2 separate regions of the Homo sapiens genome follow, and region 1 is linked to region 2. Evidence: chromatin loops called from intact Hi-C (ENCODE). Cell type or tissue: Calu3. All regions are shown on one strand. Each heading gives the region's core, and the rest is flanking DNA. Links, peaks and the distances in the headings are about the cores only. Region 1 overlaps LOC105375220 (a long non-coding RNA gene). Region 2 has its middle 6.0 kb from the start of GARS1.

Region 1 (10,428 bases), core at 959-8,958, 130 kb after region 2:
GAAATATTCATCCACCATTGATTGACAGTAATGAAAGAAAATTCTGGCCCTTCACCTTAGGTGAGGTTTGAGAAGCTCTGCCGTCTAGGTCTCTTCTCCAGAGATTCTGAGGCAGTCGGTCAAGGATGCAGGCTGAGCACCTGCTGGGGTCAGGGCTATCCAGGTGATTCCACTGTGCAGCCAGGATTGAGAAATTCTGCCATCCCAGATCAGCAGCAGCGGCATCACCCGGGAACATGCTAGAAATGCAAACTCTAGGGCCTACCTCAGAGTCACTGAATCAGAAGTTCTGGGGGTGGGGGAGCAGCAATCTGTGTTTTAAAAGTCCTCAAGTTTATTCTAATGCAAGCTGGCATTTGAGAACTATTGCCCTGGACTAAGTTCCTGTCTCCCAGCATTGCTGTGGGTCTGGCCTGACAGGCAGAGATGTGCACATACTGATCCAGTGAACATCTAGAACTGAAGCACAAACATGCCCTCCAGCTGCCCAGAACCTTTCTCCTCCCTATACAAGTGTGCCACCCAAGATTCAGCCTGAAGAGCAGGGCGGAAATCTCTTCATATCCCTGAAGACGATCTCTTTCTTCTTTCTTCTCTCTGATGAGAAATCCAGCATTACCTATTTTTTACTTATTCATAACTCACTCATTCATTTACTGAATCATTTGTTGAACCAAATATTTTTGAGTTCTCTCTGCATGCAGGTGTGATGTGGGTCTGGGATACAGAGTTGAAGGAAAGATGTAGGTAGAAAGGATAGGTGCAGGGAGTAAGGGGATTTACCTGACACCTGACTAGTCCTGGTTCTGGCCCTGCTTCCTATGAGTAAGTCACGGCCGTGTTCTTATCTATAAAATGGGTGAAGTTTGGACTAGATGAATCCTTAGGGTCCTTCCATCTGTAGTGACCTGGGCCTCCAAAGGAGGGCTAGTGGCTGAGGCACAGCACTAGGCCCATAGCAAGTAGGCACATAGCAAGTTCTCAATCATCATTGGAGGAGTCAATGGATGGATGGGTGCCAAAATGGTTGGATGTTATGAGGACGAGCATAAAGTCTTTCTGGGGGCAGAATAAGTCATGTGTGTGTGTGTGTGTGTTTGTGTGTGTGTTTGTGCGCTCCTGAGCCGTGAGCAATGGTGACCCATCAAGTCCTGCATCCCTGCTGTCCTGGTCCTGGCTACCTAGCTTCACAGGCAGAGCAACCCAAGCAATCAGAGCATGGGGGCGGCTAGGGGCAGGGCAAACTCTCCAAGGTTGCCCAATCCCATTTCCTGTCTGAGCCAGAGGCTCCCTATGCAGCTCCCCAGCAGCAAAGCACCCTGCTTAGGCTTGTACAGGTCCTCCTCATCAGCTACTCAGCTCCCACCAGCATTTTGTTGGGGGGATGGTTCTCCTCCAGGCTGCCTTCCCTAACTGCGCCAGCCCTCGGTAATCTCCCAGCCCTGTGCTCCTATAGCCCCCGAAGTCTTGCTCTCCAGCCCTTGCTCTCTCCCCAGCCTGGACTCTTCTCAGCTGCCCCCACTATCTTGGAAGCTCCATGGACACTCATAAATACTTACTTCAAGAATTATTTTTAATAACATAAGAAATACATAAATACATTATCATTATTAAAAAATAGAAATAAGACAAATGTCCCCCTTGGCCCTCCCAATACCATCTGCCTCCCCTGAGAAGACTTCTTATCAGTTTCCTGAGTTTCTTTCCACACTTAAAATTTTGCATTTACATTTGAATTTTTGTATTTCCATTTTTTGTGAGGGTGTTTACACAAATATACTTTATGGATGCTCTTTTCACTCCGCAATGTGTCTTAGAGAACTTTCCAAGCCAGTAGTTTTGTGCTGTATATCACATGTGTGTCATCTATATGTTACCTATGTTATGGCATAAATATGGCATAAAATACCATTTATGTTAACAGCTGCCTTTTGTACCAGAGCAAGGATACATGCCCTTATTAGTGGAGGTGTGGTACATTTTCAGTTTCACAGTGATGAACTCTGCTGCAGAGAACATTTTTCATGTGCCCCCTTGTGTAACATATGTAAATATTTCTCCAAGTTGTAAACTCAGAAGTGGAATTGCTGAATTGGAGGCTATGCACACTTTGTATTTCAATAATGCTGCTAAACCACCCTTCAAATTGCTTGCCTCCCAGCACCTGAGGCCCCCAATATGTCCCACCCCAGTCTATAACAACCCTCAATCTTCATTTTGCCAATCTGATAAGCAGGAAGGTGAATCTCATTCTTGCTTTAATTGGCATGTCTCTGCTTACTCATGAGGTAGAGCATATTTTCATATTGGCCGTTGGTAGAGGAACTGCTTGTGGAATAAATTAGGTGCTTAGTAAAGACACTGGTAAGGGAGGAGAAGAGTGGTGTGGCTCTGGGCAGGTTGTCTGTGAGGTTCCAGATCACTGACCTAGTCCAGGAGGGATGTTCATGGGAGCAGGCTGGGGTGCAGGTGAGGAAGACATTTCTGACACATAGAATGACAGAGTGGCACAGCCAGAGACCAGGCTGGGGCCCTCACCTCACCTCCTAACTGGATGTCCCTCACTATCAGAACTGTCACTGTCTGAACTCAGGAGCCCAATAGATGTGCATAGTGAGGATTATAGTGTTTTTGACTACAACTTGCTTCAATTATTTATTGCCGCATAACAAACTACCCCAAGATGTAGTGGTAAAAAAAAAATAAGATATTTGCTCATGTTTCTGCAATTTGAGGAGGGCTCAATGGGGGCAGCTCAGCTGTCAACGTGTTACCGAATGTCAGGGGTTCAGCCTAGGTTGCTTGCTGCGCAGAAAGCCAATCACTGAGACACCAAGTATTGCCAGGAAAGAAAGGCTTTATTATGGGTGACATCCACCAGAAGATGGGAGACAAGTCTCAAATCTGACTTTCTCGCTGACCAAAGTTAGGAGTTTGTAGAGCAGGGAAGGAAGAGGAGCTAGTGAACAGGCAACAGATGGTCAGACGAGAGGTCTGGCCTCTCATTGTCTGGATAAGGTGATCTGGAATGTATCAGTTTCTTGATCCTGTCTGGGAGGCCTGATGGTCGATTTCCTGAGAAAGGAACTCATAAGACAAATGTAAGTTTCTCAAGCTTCAGTTCTATGGGAAAATTGGGCCAGTTTCAAATGGACAGTTCCATGAGTTGTCTGCTGGGGTTGGAACATTCAAGAAGGGTTCTTCATTTACTGTCTGGAAACTGGGCTGGGATGGCTGGACTAGCCAGGGACAACTCTCTCTATGTGGTCTCTCCAAGTGGGTTAGCTCAGGCTTCCTCACAGCATAGTGGTTTCAGGGAAGTGACACTTTTTACATGGCAGCTGGCTCCTCCAAGAGTGCAAAAGTGGAAGCTGCCAGGTCTTCTTGATACCTGGACCAGGAATGCCCAGAATGTCATTGATGCTTCATTCATTGCAAACCAGCAACAGGACGGGTGGAGGGGAAATAGTTTCCACCTCTTTAGCAGAGGAGTAGCAAGGGCCCTTTGTAAAAGAGCACGTGGGCCCTACCCCACATGGAAACACACTTGAAATCTTTTCTAAGCAAATTGAGAAAAAAAGGAGAATGCATTATAAGGACATGGGGTGTCTCAGGTAACCCCGGGCTGGAAATGCAGCCGTGGATTGGGAAGAGCCATCAGTAACCCAGGCTGCACCTCCCTCGCCTCCCTGAGGGCACCCTGGTCTCCCTCAGGCGTCCTCCTCCTCTCCCTGTGAACCAGCTTTCTGTGCTTTTTCATGTCCATGGACTCCATAGGTTTCCCCAGAACAGCACCCTGAGCCCCCCAGTTTTCAAGTTTCTGAATGTTTTTCTGAATCCCACTTCCAAACCCCAGATTGACCCAGCCTGGTCCAGTTGTTCTAGATGAGGAAAGTGAGGCTGAGAGACTTCAAAGGTATTGCCCAGCACAGCTAAGCGGCAAAGCTAGGTTCTGAATGTGGGTCCTCCATCTCACCCCAGAGTGAAGGCTCAGTGCAGGCTGAGCACTCACAGGGCCCTGCCCTTCTTCTTCCTGCAGCCCTTGTCAAGCTCAGATCTGTGGGGGCTGAGCAGAGCTGGGTCTGCCAGGCCAGGCCTCTGCCTTCTTGGCAGCCTCCTTTGTGCCCTGCTTGGAGGGGGCAGCATCCTGCCATGTGGAAGAGGTGGGTCCATTTTGAGTGTAACTCTTCTAGAGGAAGGGCTTCACTCACCCCAACTGAGTGCCTTCACTCTAGCTCCAGTGTGGGCTGGAGGTTCTGAGGCTCAGTGCAGAAAGGGGCAGGCAGGAAAGCTCACTTCTGCATCTGCTCAGTGTAGGCCATCCTTCTTGCTGCCACGCTGATGGAAAGGCTAGCTGCACCTCTCTGGGTCTGCCTGCCTGGCTGGGATGAGATTTTCCAGGGCTGCCTCTGACCTGGCACTCTCCCCTACAGTCTGTGCAAAAACCTAGCTCATGGCACTACAGTCACCTGTACCACTTTCTAAGCTTTCTCCCTGAAACAAGGGTTGGCCTGTTTTAAGGGACCCCTGTGCTGCACATCATCTGACGCTTCCTCTTTGCAGGGCCTTGGCGGATGTCAGCCATAGCCTGGAATGTCCCCCACCCCCAGCTCTACCTAAGGACACCCTCTAAGACTCAAGGAAAAGGCCACCTCCTTCATGATGCCTCTCTAGGTTTCTGAGAACTGTTTCCACTTCCATTTGGATGTCTGCCTCCTTTCAACTTTGATTAGGGATTTTGGACATAGGCAGCAAGGCCTGGAATATCCTCACAATATATCATTTATTCATTCAACAACTATTTATTGAATGCCTACTCTGCGCAGGCACTGCTGTAGCACTGGGAAACAGAAGAGCTATAACTCACTGCCCTCATAGATCTGAGATTCTGCTATGGGAAGTTGACAATAAACAAGATGACTAAGTTAAGTGCATGGTGAGTCACATCTTGGTAGGTGCCATGGGGATAAAGTTAAGGCAGGAAGGGAGATTAGAGTGCCAGGGATAGGGCAGAATGGGCAATTTAAAAGGGGCGGGGGAAGACCTCACTGAGAAGGGGATATCAGAACAAAGACTTGAAGGAGGTGAGGGAGTGGGTCATGAGGCCCTCTGGAGGATGAGCCTGGTAGGGAGCGGCTGCCAAGAGCCTGAGCAGGAGCATGCCTGGCATGTTTGAAGCACAGTGTGGCAAGAGCAGAGAGGAAAAGAGGGAGGGAGATGGAAGGCAGGGCCAGACAAGACATGAAGCAAGGTCATGCAGGGCCCTGTGGGCCATTGTAAGGCCATTGACTCTAACACTGAAGGAAATTGGGTTACTGGGCAGTATCTCTGTTATCTTATTATTAATAATAAAGAAAAGGACACGGTAAGCAACCATGAAATTAATAGTAATTTATAATAATAATTAATATTATTTTTAGTTTTCTCTATCCACCAAGCACTGTGTTAAGCACTTAATATAAATAATCTAATTCTCACAACCACGCTATGTGTTGGTACTCTCATTATTTCTGCTTTGCAAATGGAGAAATTGAGACTCAGGGAGATATAGCAACTTTCCCAAGGTAGAACAGCTAGGAAATCTTGGAATAGGAATTTGAATTCAGGCAGCCTGACTCCTGAAGCCACACCCTGGATCATCTCTTATGCTGCCTTGAATTAATGAATAGGGATTAATTGAATCCTTCCTAGCTGTCATACTGGGATGTTTAGTCCCAAGATGAGACAATGTGGTGCATGCCATGACTGTATCAGAATCCTGTAGATGAGTGCCCATCTATTCATCCATCTGTAGGGAAAAGAAAGAGAGATCAGATTGTTACTGTGTCTATGTAGAAAGGGAAGACATAAGAAACTCCATTTTGACTTGTACCCTGAACAATTGCTTTGCCCTGAGATGCTGTTAATCTGTAACTTTGCCCCAACCTCTTTGCCAATTTTTTCCCAATCTTTTAGATCTGAAGTTCCCTGTTCTGGAAACCATGGGCAGAATTGTTCTATTGTTTGAAATAGCATAATTAGATTTTCTGTAGAAGTTTTAACTCCCCCTCTTCCTGAGAGAATTTTAATGAAGCTGAGATAAGAGGCATATTTACTTTCAGTTTGCCCCATTGTTACCCTGGGTACCTCCAAGCACACAAGCTTACCACAAGGCTGACCATAGACATACTCGGGAATCTCTCCTTGGCTGTCCTCAATGCTCACGTTCTTAGCGTACCTTCACCCTAGAGAAAGGCACCCATGTTGGGCGGCAGATGAAGGGGTGGCCTGCCCCTCCACACCTGTGGGTATATCTCGTCAGGTGGGATGAGAGACTGAGAAAAGAAATGAGACACAGAGACAAAGTATAGAGAAACAACAGCGGGTCCAGGAGACTGGCACTCAGCATACCAAGGACCTGCACGAGTCTCTGAGTTCCCTCAGTTTTTATTGATTATTATTTTCACTATCTCAGCAAGAGGAATGCAGTAGGAAAGCAGGGCGATAATAGGGAGAAGGTCAGCAAGAAAACATGTGAGCAAAAGAATCTGTGTCATAATTAAGTTCAAGGGGAGGTACTATGCCTGGATGTGCACGTAGGCCAGATTTATGTTTCTCTCCACCCAAACATCTCAGTGGAGTAAAGAATAACAAAGCAGCATTGCTGCCAACATGTCTCACCTCCCTCCATAGGGTGGTTTTTCTCCTATCTCAGAATTGAACAAATGTATAATGGGGTTTTATACCAAGACATTCAGTTCCCAGGGGCAGGCAGGAGACAGTGGCCTTCCTCTATCTCAACTGCAAGAGGCTTTCCTCTTTTACTAATCCACCTCAGCACAGACCCTTTACAGGTGTCGGGCTGGGGGACGGTCAGGTCTTTCTCATCCCACGAGGCCATATTTCAGACTATCACATGGGGAGAAACCTTGGACAATACCCGGCTTTCCAGGGCAGAGTTCCCTGTGGCTTTCTGCAGTGCACTGTGCCCCTGATTTATCAAGACTTGAGAATGGCGATGACTTTTATGAAGCATACTCTTTGTAAACATTTTGTTAACAAGTCACATCCTGCACAGCTGTAGATCCCTTAAACCTTGATTCCACGCAACATATGTTTTTGTGAGCTCAAGGTTGGGGCAAAGAGGTTGGGGCAAAGTTACAGATTAACAGCATCTCAGGGCAAAGCAATTGTTCAAGGTACAGGTCAAAATGGAGCTTCTTATGTCTTCCCTTTCTTCATAGACACGGTAACAGTCTGATCTCTCTTTCTCTTCCCTACACCATCCATCCATCATCCATCCATCCATCCATCCATCCGTTCATCCATCATCCATCCATCCATCATTCATGCATCCATTCATCCATCCATCCATCCATCCATCCATCCATCCATCCATCATTCATCCATCCATCCATTCATCCATCCATCCATCCATCCATCCATCCATCCATCCATTTACTCTTCCTTTCCTCCATTTCTCCCTCCCTCCCTCCCTCTCTGTATCTATTCATGCATCAACTCACCCAACTATTTAGCATTCATTGAGGTTTCCTATGTACTCAGACCATGCTGGACCAGGGGTCCTCATCTGTTCCCTGTTGTTATTTTCTTATCCTGTAAAGGAGGGAAGAAGAAACTGAAGAGGAACTTCAGATTCCACCCCAGCTCTATCCTACCTAGCCCTGTGACCTCTCTGGGCCTCAGCCTCTCTGTCTTCAGGAGGGCTTCGTCTTGTAGTTTTCAGTCCACTCTGATGTTTCCTGGCTATGGGGACTGCTTATTCGCGGCAGGGGAGCCCTGCCTGCGTGCTGTTCCTGCTACCTGGATGTGGGGTCTCAGGAGAACCCTGGCTGCATACGTGCCTCAGCCTCCTTCTGGAGACCAGGTGGGAGGTCTGCCCTTAGTGTGGGACACCATGAGCTTGCCCTTCCTTTTGTGTGAGCTCAGTGCTGTAGGAACCAGGCCTGGTGTGGTAAGAAATTTCATTTCCACCCTCTACCTCCATCCCTGCCTGGATAGCTCAGCCCTGCCCAGAGCCTGTGTGGCTATGGAGCTGCTCACCTAGGCAGAGGTGAGACCTGGGAGGGAGTAGGGATGGCCTCCAGCCAAAGTTGAGGCCTGCTTACTGGGGACAGGATGATAGAGCCCAGCTCACTGCCCTGCCCTGCCTTTAAAGTCCTGCTCACATTTTACCTCCTTGGAGAAGTCTGATATGAGACAGTTGGAAGGGTAAGGAAGGATTATGCATGCATGCACACACACGGGCATGTATGCGTGTGTGCACACATACAGAGATATACAGACAGATGGGACACACACAAGCAAACACACCCACACTTCCTCGGGCAGGGCATACCTGCTCGCTCAGCCAGTGTCTCTGAATCAGGCCATGTTGTTTGTCTTTCCTTGCCCATCCCTTCTGCTTGTCCTTCTTCTCTGGGCTGGTCTGGGTTCTGTCATCTCTCCTCTGCTCGAAAACAATCTCTTAGGCCTCTGGGCATCCATTGTGATAGGCAGAAGAATGGTTCCTGAAGAGGTCCACATCCTAATCCCAGAACCTGTGAACATTAGGTCACATGGCAAAGGGAAATTAAGGTTCACATGCAATTAAGATTTCAGTCTTAGTCTGTGTGTACTGCTGTAACAAAATACCTGAGACTGGATAACTTGTAAAGGACAGACATTTATTTCGTACAGTTCTGGAGGTTGGAAGTCTAAGATCAAGGCACAGGCTGGTTCACTGTCTCTGCCAGAAGCCCAGTCTCTGCTTCTAAGATGGTGCCTTGTTGCTGTGTCCTCTGGAGGAGACATACCCTGAGTGCTCCCATGGCAGAGAAGCAAAGGGCTTAAGCTAGTTTCCTCCAGCCCTTTTACAAGGCACGAATCTATGACTGAATCACTGTCCAAAAGGCCCCATCTCCCTCTCCCAATATCACCACCATGGGGATTAAGCTTTAACACATGAATTTTTGGAGAAGACACATTTAAACCACAGCAGTTACTAATCAGCTGACTTGAGATGGGGTGATTATCCTGGATTATCCAGATGGACCCATTGTAATCACAAGAATACTTACAAGTAGAAGAGGGGGCAGGAGAATGAGAAGCAGAGAGACGGCAGTGTGGGAAAGACTTGGGGCAGTGTTGCTGGCTTTGATGCAGGAAGGGGCCATGAGGCAAGGAATGCAAGCAGATTCTACAGGCTGGAAAAGCCAAGGAAGCAGTTTGTCCCCTAGAACCTCCAGAAGGATTGCAGCCCTGCTGACACCTTGATTTTAGCTCCATCAAACCCATTTTGGACATCTGATTGTTAGAGTGGTGAGAGAATACATTTGTGGGTTTAAGCCATTAAGTTCATGGTGATTTGTTACAACAGCAATCAGAAATGAATACATTCATCCATTTAGCTGGTCTTTCTCTCACTTGACACTCTGACTTGTGTTACAGTTTCCTGTGACTGGCTGCAGAGACATTATTGTCCTGTTAGTTGACGACTTGCAAAACCATACACAATGGCTCTGACTGACTGTGGGACCCTGGAAATGCCCCCTTTGCTCTCTTGTCCTCATCCCTCCATCTCTGCAGTTGGGGCTGGGTTAAGGGCCCTTCAGCTTCAACATCCTGGGTCTTGGGGTTTTCTATAAACTAGGCATGAGTTCCACTAGTATGTTGGAGGAACGGAACCGGGAGCCACCAGAGTGACAGGTCAGCCTGGGGTCTGCCTCTCCAGTCTCAAGTGTAGGACCACCCTGTCTCAAAACAGCCTCATTCTTGGGGAAACACCACTCCAGGGTCAGAGGCCACCAGGGCTGTTTCTCTCCTGCCTCAAACAAACTTTCTTGAGGCTGGAAGACTGTCTGCTGGATGTGAGCCTGGATGGTGCTATCATCTGAAAAGTGGGAAAACTTGAGGGCTTAATACCATCATCAGAAATCCACCAGAAGACTGGAAAATGCTCTGGACAGTTTTCCCTTCTGTTGCCATCTACCTCCCTGCAGCAGAGGCTGAAGTAGCCACCTACATCTCCCTGGGCCCTTCCCTTGTTGTGCTGTAAACATTTGCAACTCTTTGCCTAAAGACTTATCCTGACAGCCAGAGTCTCCACCCCACAAGCATGTCAGGCCAAGGGCTGGAGATTTAAAGGTTTCTGGAGCAGCCTTCAATCTATGACTGGCAGGCAATGATGTATAACTACCTCCACTCCCTCGCCCCTCAGGTGAGATAACTGGAAGGCACGTGTCCTACACTGGCCCTCAGCATTCCCTGGCAGGAGGAAGCTCTACTTACTCAGAGGGACAACACTATTTATTGTGGGGATATCCAAAATATAACCTTGGATCCTTGTTTCAGGATCTGCTTTTGGGGAATCCAAACCAAGATATCACATTTCCTCACTACTTCCCCTTCCTCTAGTTTCTGCTCTGCCACTTACTTGCTGCTGGGGAG
Region 2 (10,428 bases), core at 798-8,797:
TGTCTTTAGTGAAAATGAGACTGGAGAGAGGAAAATTATATTTCAACATAAACTATAGTACACCTGTTATTAGATTCTAGTCTTGCCTAATGTTTTTCAGTTTTTTTTATTTTCTACAATTTAGATTGAATTCAAAAATTTTTCCTGGCTACAAGTCTCCAAAATAATGTTTTCAATTTTTTTCTTCTTTCGTTTACTTCCCCCCACCCCATTTTTCCTGATTTGAAATCACTTAAAATTAAGCAGTCTTTCTTAAAGCCCTACAGACTGAAGCTAGACAATGTAAACTTCAGAAGAAAATAATAGCAACCTATTTACACACATAAACCACTTTCATACCTGCCTACTGACATGGACTTCAGAGTAATACGGCCTATATTGATTTTCCAGGATTCTTCTTCATTTTGTTTGTTTGTTGTTGTTTTTCTTCCTTCCTCCCCCTATTTTCTCTTCAAAGGACATGAGACTTCATAACCTACTAAAAATGAGCTTTCCAAATAACGTGGTACTTATCCATCTAGGAATAAACTATCCTAGCCATGAGAGATCAGACAAAGCCTGAGACCAGAGACTTGTTTTCTTCTAAAATGCTGTCTCTGAAAGATTTTAAAAAGAAAAACGGGGAGATGTGAGAGGAAAATAAATCTCAGGACTCCAAAATTACTAAGCCAAAGGGAAAAGCCAAGCTGGGAACTGTGGGGCAAACCTGCGTCCCATTGTACTCCTAAACAAGATAGCAACAAAGATAAAAAAGCTACATACCTCCCTCACAATTTGCCCACAAGAAAATTCCCTGTAGACAAAAGACAGACAGAACTCAAAGTCATCCTTTTGCTCATGTGAGATAAATGCATATCTAATTGCTTCCTTTTCCCTATTGTTTCACTAAGCCAGACTAAGGCATAAGTGACTATTCCTGTAAGTTATGTATTCAGTGAAAGGTTAATTAGAAACTCAAAAGAATGCAGTCGTACCTATGACCTGGAAACCCAGGTCATAGGTATGTATCAGTGAAAGGCTAATTAGAAACTCAAAAGAATGCAAATGTACCTGTCACCAGGGAGCCCCCTCCCTGCTTCATGTTGTCCCATCTTTCCAGACGAAACTGATGTACATCTTACATATATTGATTGATGTCTCATATCTCCCTAAAATGTATAAAACCAAGTTGTGCCCCAACCACCTTGGACACATGTTGTCACGTTGTCAAGACCTCCTGAAGCTGTCTTGGATACATGCTTAATCTTAGCAAAATTAACTCTCTAAATTGACTGAGACCTATCTCAGGTATTTTGGGTTCAGATAAAGTTTTAGATATGGACTCACTGTAAAAGCAAGGCTTGTTGTTTCTAAGAACTATACTGCGGAGATGAAAAGAGGGGGACTTTCAGGCTGGAAACTATCACATCCACATTCCTTTGCACATCAGCAGCAGAGTCTTTCTTTATACATGGACACAATCCAGGCTCCTCCCTGAGAACTGCCTTGCAGTCAGCAGGAGATGAAGGGTGTTAGGACACTTAGAACTGAGAAGAGTTGGCCGGGCACGGTGGCTCATGGCTGTAATCACAGCACTTCGGGAAGCCAAGACGGGCAGATCACTGAAGTCAGGATTTCAAGACCAGCCTGGCCAACACCCTGTCTCTATTAAAAAATATAAAAAAATTACCTGTGCATGGTGGTGTGTGCCAGTAATCCCAGCTACTCAGGAGGCAGAGGCAAGAAAATCGCTTGAACCCAGGAGGTGGAGGTTGCAGCGAGCTGAGATTGCGCCACTGTACGCCAGCCTGGCAGCCTGCGTGACAGAGCGGGACTCCGTCTCAAAAAAAAAAAAAAAGAGAAGAGTTTATGATATAATGCAAGAAGGGAGGGGCAGACCTTAAAAACATAAACTTACTACGTTTCAACACCATACATTTGAAAGGGGCCACAGGACTGGCCCAGAAAGTACTCCATATGTATAAAAGGGCTGCAGTTTGTCCGGTGGTATAGAACATTAAGAATCTATTTGTTTGTTGAGACTTCAGCTTTCTCTTACTCCAAACATGCTGTGCTGTTTTGTCATAGAGAGCTGATGTCTTCAGTAGCAGATACCCCAAGTCTCTTGATGCCTCTTCTTTATCCCTATCAATTCTCTCTCTTTACTTCCTTCCCCTTCCAATCTAGAAGCCTATATTAGTCAGCTCAGGCTGCCATAATAAAATACCATAGACTGGGTGGCTTACGCAATAGAAACGTACTTATTCACAGTTCTAGAGACTAGAAATCCAAAATCAGAGTGCCAGCATGGTCAGGTTCTGGCATGGGCCCTCTTCCTAGCTTGCAGATGGCTGCCTTCTCACTGTATCCTCACACGACAGAAAGAGAGAGCAAACTTCCTGATGTCTTATAGGAGCACTAATCCCAGCATGAGGGCTCTATTTTGTAACTTCATCTAAACCTAATTACCCCCCAAAAGGCCCCATCTCCAACTACTGATACATTGGGGGTTAGGGCTTCAACATATATATTTTGGGGGGCACAATTAGCCCAAAATATGGCCCAAGTCTATCATTTTGGTCATTCTCTTGCTGGTGGTCTTACTCTCTTGCCCTTTTGTCCTCCTGGCGCAACCTTTTAGTCAAACCCCAGTCTGGGATTAGGCCAGTAGTCCCTTTCCATGGGGCAGCTCCCAGCTGTTGAGCACTGCCAGGGAAAAGCACAGCAGATTAAGGACCTGTGGCCACTGAAAATTAGGGTCTCCTCAGATTCATGTACTGATATGAAAGAACTATCACTTATACATGGGTCTTTAGTTCAAAAAACAGCAAGATGCATTTCAGTAGGCTTAATACAATGATTTCTGTAGAAATGTAATGTGTTATCTATGTGAAATGGACTTGTATTAGCTTAGAAATAGTACAAGTTGGCTGGGCGCGCTGGCTCACACCTGTAATCCCAGCACTTTGGGAGGCCGAGGCAGGCAGATCACCTGAGGTTGGGAGATCGAGACCAGCCTGATCAACATGGAGAAACCCCGTCTCTACTAAAAATACATGGTATTTTTGTAGGCATGGTGGCAGGTGCCTGTAATTCCAGCTACTAGTGATGCTGAGGCAGGAGAATCACTTGAACCCGGGAGGGGGAGGTTGTGGTGAGCTGAGATTGTGCCATTGCACTCCAGCCTGGGCAACAAGAGCAAAACTCCGTCTCAAAAAAAAAAAAAAAAAAAAAGCCAAAAGTTTGGTCACTCAGTGTCAAGCTGGAACACAGGAGTCCTTTCAAAGGTTCAGAATCCCATCGCTAGGACCCAATCTCCGCCAGAGCAACACAAGACCATTTCTCCCTGAGACCCTGGCACTGTCACAGTCAGTGAACACATCTCCATTTATTCTGGCATCCACAGGCCTTGGTTCTGCAGGCTTTCACCTCAGAGAAAATCTTGTCACTCTGGCCACTTCTGCTTCTCACTCTCCAAGCCCCTGAATGCCTACCCCCGACCCAACCCTACTTTAACAGATTAGAAGATAAAGTTTTCCCTTACCTATGCCCTGGGAATCAAGGAGGGAGGGAAGAGAAACAAACCTCTTCCCTCCTGATGCTTCTGTACCAGCAAAATCAAAAGAGAATTAAATCTTACAACAAATTGCACTGCTTCAGCTATTGACACTGTCCCACAGAATTCGAGGGACCTCACCTCCTCGTTTTTGGACGACAGAGGCTGAAACAAATCTTTGCTAAGGGAGGCTGGAAGTTGGGGCAAAACATTATTAATGGGTCACAGGCCAGAAAGGAGAGTCAATGAGAGAGGATTAATGAGGCCAGATCATCTGGTCCACAGGCTGGGCTGACTCATCCTGCATTCTGAGGCTTGATCTTCAGTGCACCTACCTGTGTTGGCTCCTGCTAGGGCTGCGTGAGCCTAAGGAAATAAGACTAAAAAAATCAAGCCTTGTGTATGAGTCTGTTTTCATGCTGCTAATAAAGACATACCCAGGAGTGGGCAATTTACAAAAGAAAGAGGTTTAATTGGACTTACAGTTCCACGTGGCTGGGGAAGCCTCACAATTATGGCGGAAGGCAAGGAGGAGCAAGTCACATCTTACATGGATGGCAGCAGGCAAAGAGAGCTTGTGCAGGAAAACTCCCCCTTATAATAACCATCATATCTCGTGAGACTTATTCACTATCATGAGAACAACACAGGAAAGACCTGGCCCCATGATTCAATTACCTCCCACTGGGTCCCTTCCACAACATATGGGAATTCAAGATGAGATTTGGGTGAGGACACAGCCAAACCATATCACTTTGGAACTCTCAGCTTCTCAAGGGGTAAATGTTGATTAAATGACTATATGACAGGTACCAGGGCTCTTATATGGCACAGAAGATTCAGGGAGGATACTACCTCACTGCTGTGACACTCACTGTCAAAGCCCCAAGAGGCACCTTGAAGGGACTTCACTTCTCAAGAAAAGGAATTGTATACTCAGTTCAGGGAAGATTCCTGTATTAGTTATCTACTGTTATGTAACAAATTACTCTAAAACTAGCAGCTTAAAAAACAACAAATATTTATTGTCTCAATGTTTTTGAAAGTCAAAAATATGGAAGAAGTTTAGCTGGCAAGTTCTGGATCAGGGTCTTTCATAAGGTTAGATTTGAGATGTCATCTGGGGCTGCAGTCATCTGAAGGCTGGACTGGGGCTGAAAAATCTACCTCCTGCATAGCTCAACCCCATGGCTGTTGGCAGGAGGCCACAGGTCCTCACTGACTATTGGCACTAATCATAAAAAAGTTGGAGTGGCTATATTAATGTTAGGCTAAATATATTATAAGATAAAAAGTATATTTTGAGATGAAGAAGAATATTTCATAATAAAAAAAATGCCATTTGCCAGTAAGATATAACAATTATAAATGTGTACATGCCTCATAACAAATTCAAAATACATAAAGCAAACGTGAAAGAACTAAAGGGAGAAATAGACAAATCCACAGTCGTGGTTAGATACTTTAACTTCTTCTCTTAGTTACTGATAGAACTAGATAAAAAATTAGTAATGATCATGAAAGTTGTCAGAATCTAAGTGGAATTACTTATGTCAAACTCTAACAAAAATAAATAAATAAGGCTGGGAGGCTGAGAAGCAGGGCGGTGTGTGGGGGGGTGTTGCACACATATCTATGATAAGAACACGATTACAAAGACTCTCTGAAGAGCTCTTACCCACCCATGCCTGTAAGAAGAACTTTTGTCAAAGACTTCCCAAACTGCTACATGAATCACAATGATAGCTAGCCAGATGTACAACAACACCTGCCTGACACACTGTCTTCACTAATGAACTGGCTTCAACTCCTGTGATAAGCCCCTGTAACCAATATTCTCTGTTTCAAGGCAAATTATGTGTCCTTCTCCCTGTTGCCTTTAAAAGCTTCCCCTTGCCTCAGCCTCTTCAGTTATGCCTATGGTCCCAAGAGCCCTATATCCTGGATTTGCAAGTCCCCTGCACATCTCAAATAAACTCAATATCTCTGGAGAATCTCCCTCTGTCTGTTATTTGGGTTGAAGTAATACAGAAGATCTGAACAACACTATCAACCACCTTGGTCTAATTGACATGTATAAAACACTACATACGATAACTGGATAATACACAATTTTTAAGTACACATGGAGTGTTCGCCAAGATATACCATATGTTGAGTCATAAACAAGTCAATAAATTTCAAAAGGCTTTCTCAGATCACACAGGAATTAAACTAGAAAGCAACAATTAAAATAATAGGATATGTTAAAAAGCCCTAAATATTTGGAAATTAAATAACACTTTTCTCGACAAGGAGTAAGTCAAAGAAGAAATCATAAAGAAAATTAGAAAGTACTTTGAACTAAATGAAAATGAAAACAATGTATCAAAAATTTGTGGATTTAACTAAAGCAGTAAGTAGAAGGAAATCTATAATTTCAAATGTTTGTCTTAGAAGAAAGGCTTATAAATTTTCATATTGAGAAGCTAAAAAAGAAGAGCAAATTAAACCCAGAGTAAGTAAAAAGGAAAACATTATAAAGATAAAAGTGGAAATCAATGGAATAGAAAATAGACAAAATAATAGAGAACATTAACAAACCCAAAACTTTTATGTTTAACAAAATTGATAAAATTGGTAAGCTTTTAGCAAGACTAATCAAGAAAAGAGAGGGAGAGAAAAAAACTAATTACTGGTATCAGGAATGAAAGAGGAGATTTCATTCCAGATCTTATACATATATTCAAATAATACTACTGGAATATTATGAACAACTTTAAAACAATAAATCTGATAACTTATATGAAATGGCCAGATTCCCTGAAAAACAAAACTTACCAAAAGTGGCAAAAGATGAAATAGAAAGCATGGATGGCTCTGCAACTGCAAAAAAACTTTTCCACAAAGAAAACTCCAGAATTCACTGGTGAATTCTATCAAATGGTTATGGAAGAAATGATAACAATCTTACAAATATTGAAATTTCAGAAAATAGAGAAGAAAGAAACTCTGATTTTATAAAGCCAGGCCAAAACCTGGCAAAGATACAAGAAAAGAAAACAATACACTGATTGCCTGTATGTTCATTTTTCATGAACATACAGGCAAAAATCTTTATCAAGATGTTAGTAAATAAAATCCAGCAGAATATAAGAAAGACAAAACCAAGTTGAATTTGTTAGCATTACACTAAATGGAGAAACATTGAACACTTTTCCCTCTAATATCAGGAACAAGGCAAGATGTTCATTCACTGCTTCTATTCAATATTGTGCAAGATGACCTAGACTACGCAACCACACAAGTAAAAGAAAAAGGCATAAATATTGGAAAGAAAGAAGTAAAACTGATTCTATTTACAAAGTATATGCATATTAATACAGAAAATCCTAAGGAATCGGCCGGGCGCGGTGGCTCACGCCTGTAATCCCAGCACTTTGGGAGGCCGAGGCGGGTGGATCATGAGGTCAGGAGATCGAGACCATCCTGGCTAACAAGGTGAAACCCCGTCTCTACTAAAAATACAAAAAATTAGCCGGGCGCGGTGGCGGGCGCCTGTAGTCCCAGCTACTCGGGAGGCTGAGGCAGGAGAATGGCGTGAACCCGGGAAGCGGAGCTTGCAGTGAGCCGAGATTGCGCCACTGCAGTCCGCAGTCCGGCCTGGGCGACAGAGCGAGACTCCGTCTCAAAAAAAAAAGAAAATCCTAAGGAATCTACAACCCCCGCCCCTACAAAACAAATAATAGCACTAATAAGTGAAAGTCTCAATGTCACTATACAAAATCAATTATATTTCTCTACATTAACAGCAAATCAATGGAAAATAAAATAACATTCACAAGACTCAAAGAATAAAATACTTAGGAATATATTTATCAAAATGCATTCAGTGCTTTAAACTATGAATTCTCCCCAAATTAAACTACAGGTTCACAATTCCAGCAGGTATTTTTACAAAGTTGATAAGTCAATTCTAAAATTTATATAGAAATAGAAAGAACCTGGAATAGAAAAACAATTTTGAAAAAGAAGAAAGGGTAGACAATATACATTATTTGACTTCAGGAATTATCCTCAAGCAATAGTCATCAAGGAAGTGTGATACTAGCATAAAGATTGATAGATAAATGGATCATTAGAACAGAATAGAGACCCCAGATATAGGTCCACCTTATATGGTGAACTTATTTTTGACAAAGGCACTAGAGCTGATCAATGGCAGTAATTTTTTGTAAGCCCTACTTTTTTCCAACAAATGATGCTGTAGCAACTGGATATCTATATGGGAAGAATGAACTTTGACTCTTACCTAAAACTATACACAAAAGTTAATTCAAGATGCATCATAGACCTAAACATAAAACTACTAAAATTTTGGACAAAAATATGGGTGAATATCTGAGAGTAGGCAAAGATTTTTTAGAACCCAGAAAAAAAACAAATTGATAAATTAGACTTCATCAAAATTAAAAATTTCTGCTTATCAAAACCATCATTAACAAACAGGCAAGCCACAGACTGGAAGAAAATATTTATGAAACATGTACCTAGCAAAGGACTGTATCCAGCATATCTAAATCTCCTATAATTCAATATTAAAAAGCAAAGACAAAAAATGTGGATGTTTCACAAAAGAAGAGGTACAAATGACCACTAAGCACATGAAAACACAATCAACTCTATTAATCACCAGGAAAATGCATACAAGTCACAATGAGATACAACTATTAGAATAGCTAAAATCTGGAAGGCCGGCAACATCAAATGTTAACAAGGATGTGGAGCAACTAGAACTCTTATATATTGCTCTTAAGAACATAAAATAATACGACCACATTGGAAAAACTTGTGACAATCTAATAAAATTAAATATGCATCTATTGTTTGACTCAGTAATTCCGCACCTAGATATTTACCCAAGAGAAATGAAAACATATAGCTACAAAAAAAGATGTATGAGAATGTTCACAGCAGCATTATTCATAATGGTCTACAATATGAAACAACCCAAATGTCTATCAACTAGTGAATAAATTAATAAATTATAGTATATTCACACAATGGGATACTTCAGAGCAAAAAAGGGCAAGTTTCTGATATGTGAAACAATATGGATTAATCTCTCACACATTATGGTCAATTAAAGACATCAGACACAGAGTACATATTACATTATTTCATTTATACAACAGTCTAGATCTAAGAGGAAAATAAATGAGAATAGTGATCGCCTGGTTGTGGAGGGTGGGATGACCGGGATGACATGCAAGGGAACTTTGTGGAGTCAGGGGAAAATGTTCTTTATCTTGCTTGGTGTTGGGGTTACAAAAGGATATTGCTTTGTCGAAACCCATTGAACTATACATTTTTGTTCATTTTAATGTATGCAAAATTTATTTCCCTCAAAGAAATGAACTTTAATAAAGCAAGAAAAATATATGATCATACATACACAATACTAGGGCCTCTTGCAGGGCACTTAAAGAGCCCAACAGAGAAAGGGGCTAAACTCACTTGAAGCTTCATTAGCTATGTAGAAAATCTGCCTCTGCCCCCAGCTCACATTCTGGCCCAACACTCACTTAGTTGTGTGACCATGGACAAGCTGTTTGATATCTCAGTCCCTTGAATCCCACATGTGAAAATTCTGAATAACTATAGAACCTATCTCACTAAATTGGTGAATAAATTCCATGAGATAAATTAGAACTAACTGGTACATAGTGAGTGCTCAACAAACATAAACTATTATCATTATTGTGCAGACACAGTTTTCAAAAGAAAACTGTTTGGGAAATTCTTCCAAGGGCCATGAAGAGCCTACTGAAGTGTCCTGAGAAGAGAAGGGACACAGTCAGATTTGCCTTTCAGAAATAATGACTGGGCCGAGTGCAGTGGCTCACACCTGTAATCCCAGCACTTTGGAAGGCTGAGGCGGGCGGATCACGAGGTCAGGAGTTCGAGACCAGCATGACCAACATGGTGAAACCTCGTCTCTACTAAAAATAAAAAAATTAGCTGGGTGTGGTGGCGCACGCCTGTAATCCCAGCTACTCAGGAGGCTGAGGCAGGAGAATCGCCTGAACCCGGGAGGCGGAGGTTGCAGTGAGCCAAGATCACGCCACTGCACTCCAGCCTGGGTGAAAGAGCGAGACTCCGTCTGGAAAAAAAAAGAAAAAGAAAAAAGAAAGAAAGAATGACTGAAGCAGCAGTGGGGAGGATGAATTGGTCGGGGAGGAGGGAAGAACGGATTTGGAGTCCTTTCAGGACTGTCCTAACATGAAAATGGATGAGACATTATTGATCTAAGGAATTTTTTAGAAATAAAATAGTTTTATTCAAAGGATATAGAATTTCAACATTTTAATAAAAATCTAAATAAAAATAAAAGTAAAACTTAAAATGATTTTTCACATTTAAAGATATTAAAATAAATTCAAAATTGCCTAGTAAAATAAAAGCCAAATAAATTATAATTAATATCAAATCTTGAAATAAAAGTGTTTAAAAATATAATTGTTCAATATTGCAGAAGGTTCTTAAGCAACCCACCCTGCTCATGTTGAATTGTAAGTACTTCTCCAGAACTGCACACTGGAACGGGAAGAGAAATAACATGGACTTTCACACCATTAGGAAAGGAGACTTCATTATACTGAGCCCGTCTACTCCTGCACACTCCTGGGGTGGGATTGTGGGTCACAGGGAGACGTACGTGCATACTGCCGAAGAGCTCCCAAGTGGCTGGCTGCACCAGTTAACACTCCCCTGAGCAGTGTAGGGGAGTCTCAGAGGGTCACTTGGCATTTTCCATCATTTTCATTTTAGCCATTTTTGCAGGTGTGCGCAATGCTGTTTTTATAACCAACACATCATTTTTCTCTTCCTTTCCTGGAGGGGGAACCCAGCTT

Evidence for each region. Hi-C counts contacts between places; a loop is a spot of excess contacts. Peaks named below come from ENCODE experiments on the same cell type or tissue, not always from the same donor. Only the 100,000 strongest peaks of a DNase experiment are listed, where the experiment ranks them.
Region 1: a loop joins it to region 2, with 11 times the contacts of the local background. A loop is called at or near these places in 8 of 110 quality-filtered maps.

What each region holds. Positions count from the first base shown.
Region 1 is chr7:30,712,329-30,722,756 of GRCh38, forward strand. All of the region lies in intron 1 of LOC105375220 (a long non-coding RNA gene), which reads left to right. It overlaps LOC105375219 (a long non-coding RNA gene), which reads right to left. Exons shown (of 4, transcript XR_927156.3): 2 at 8,339-8,540; 3 at 7,506-7,596; 4 at 2,840-5,788. Among named protein-coding and RNA genes, the nearest start is that of INMT, 35 kb to the right of the region's middle. In Calu3, for the core only: no CTCF peak of the experiment used is centred there; no DNase peak of the experiment used is centred there.
Region 2 is chr7:30,583,661-30,594,088 of GRCh38, forward strand. No RefSeq gene overlaps it. Among named protein-coding and RNA genes, the nearest start is that of GARS1, 6.0 kb to the right of the region's middle. In Calu3, for the core only: no CTCF peak of the experiment used is centred there; no DNase peak of the experiment used is centred there.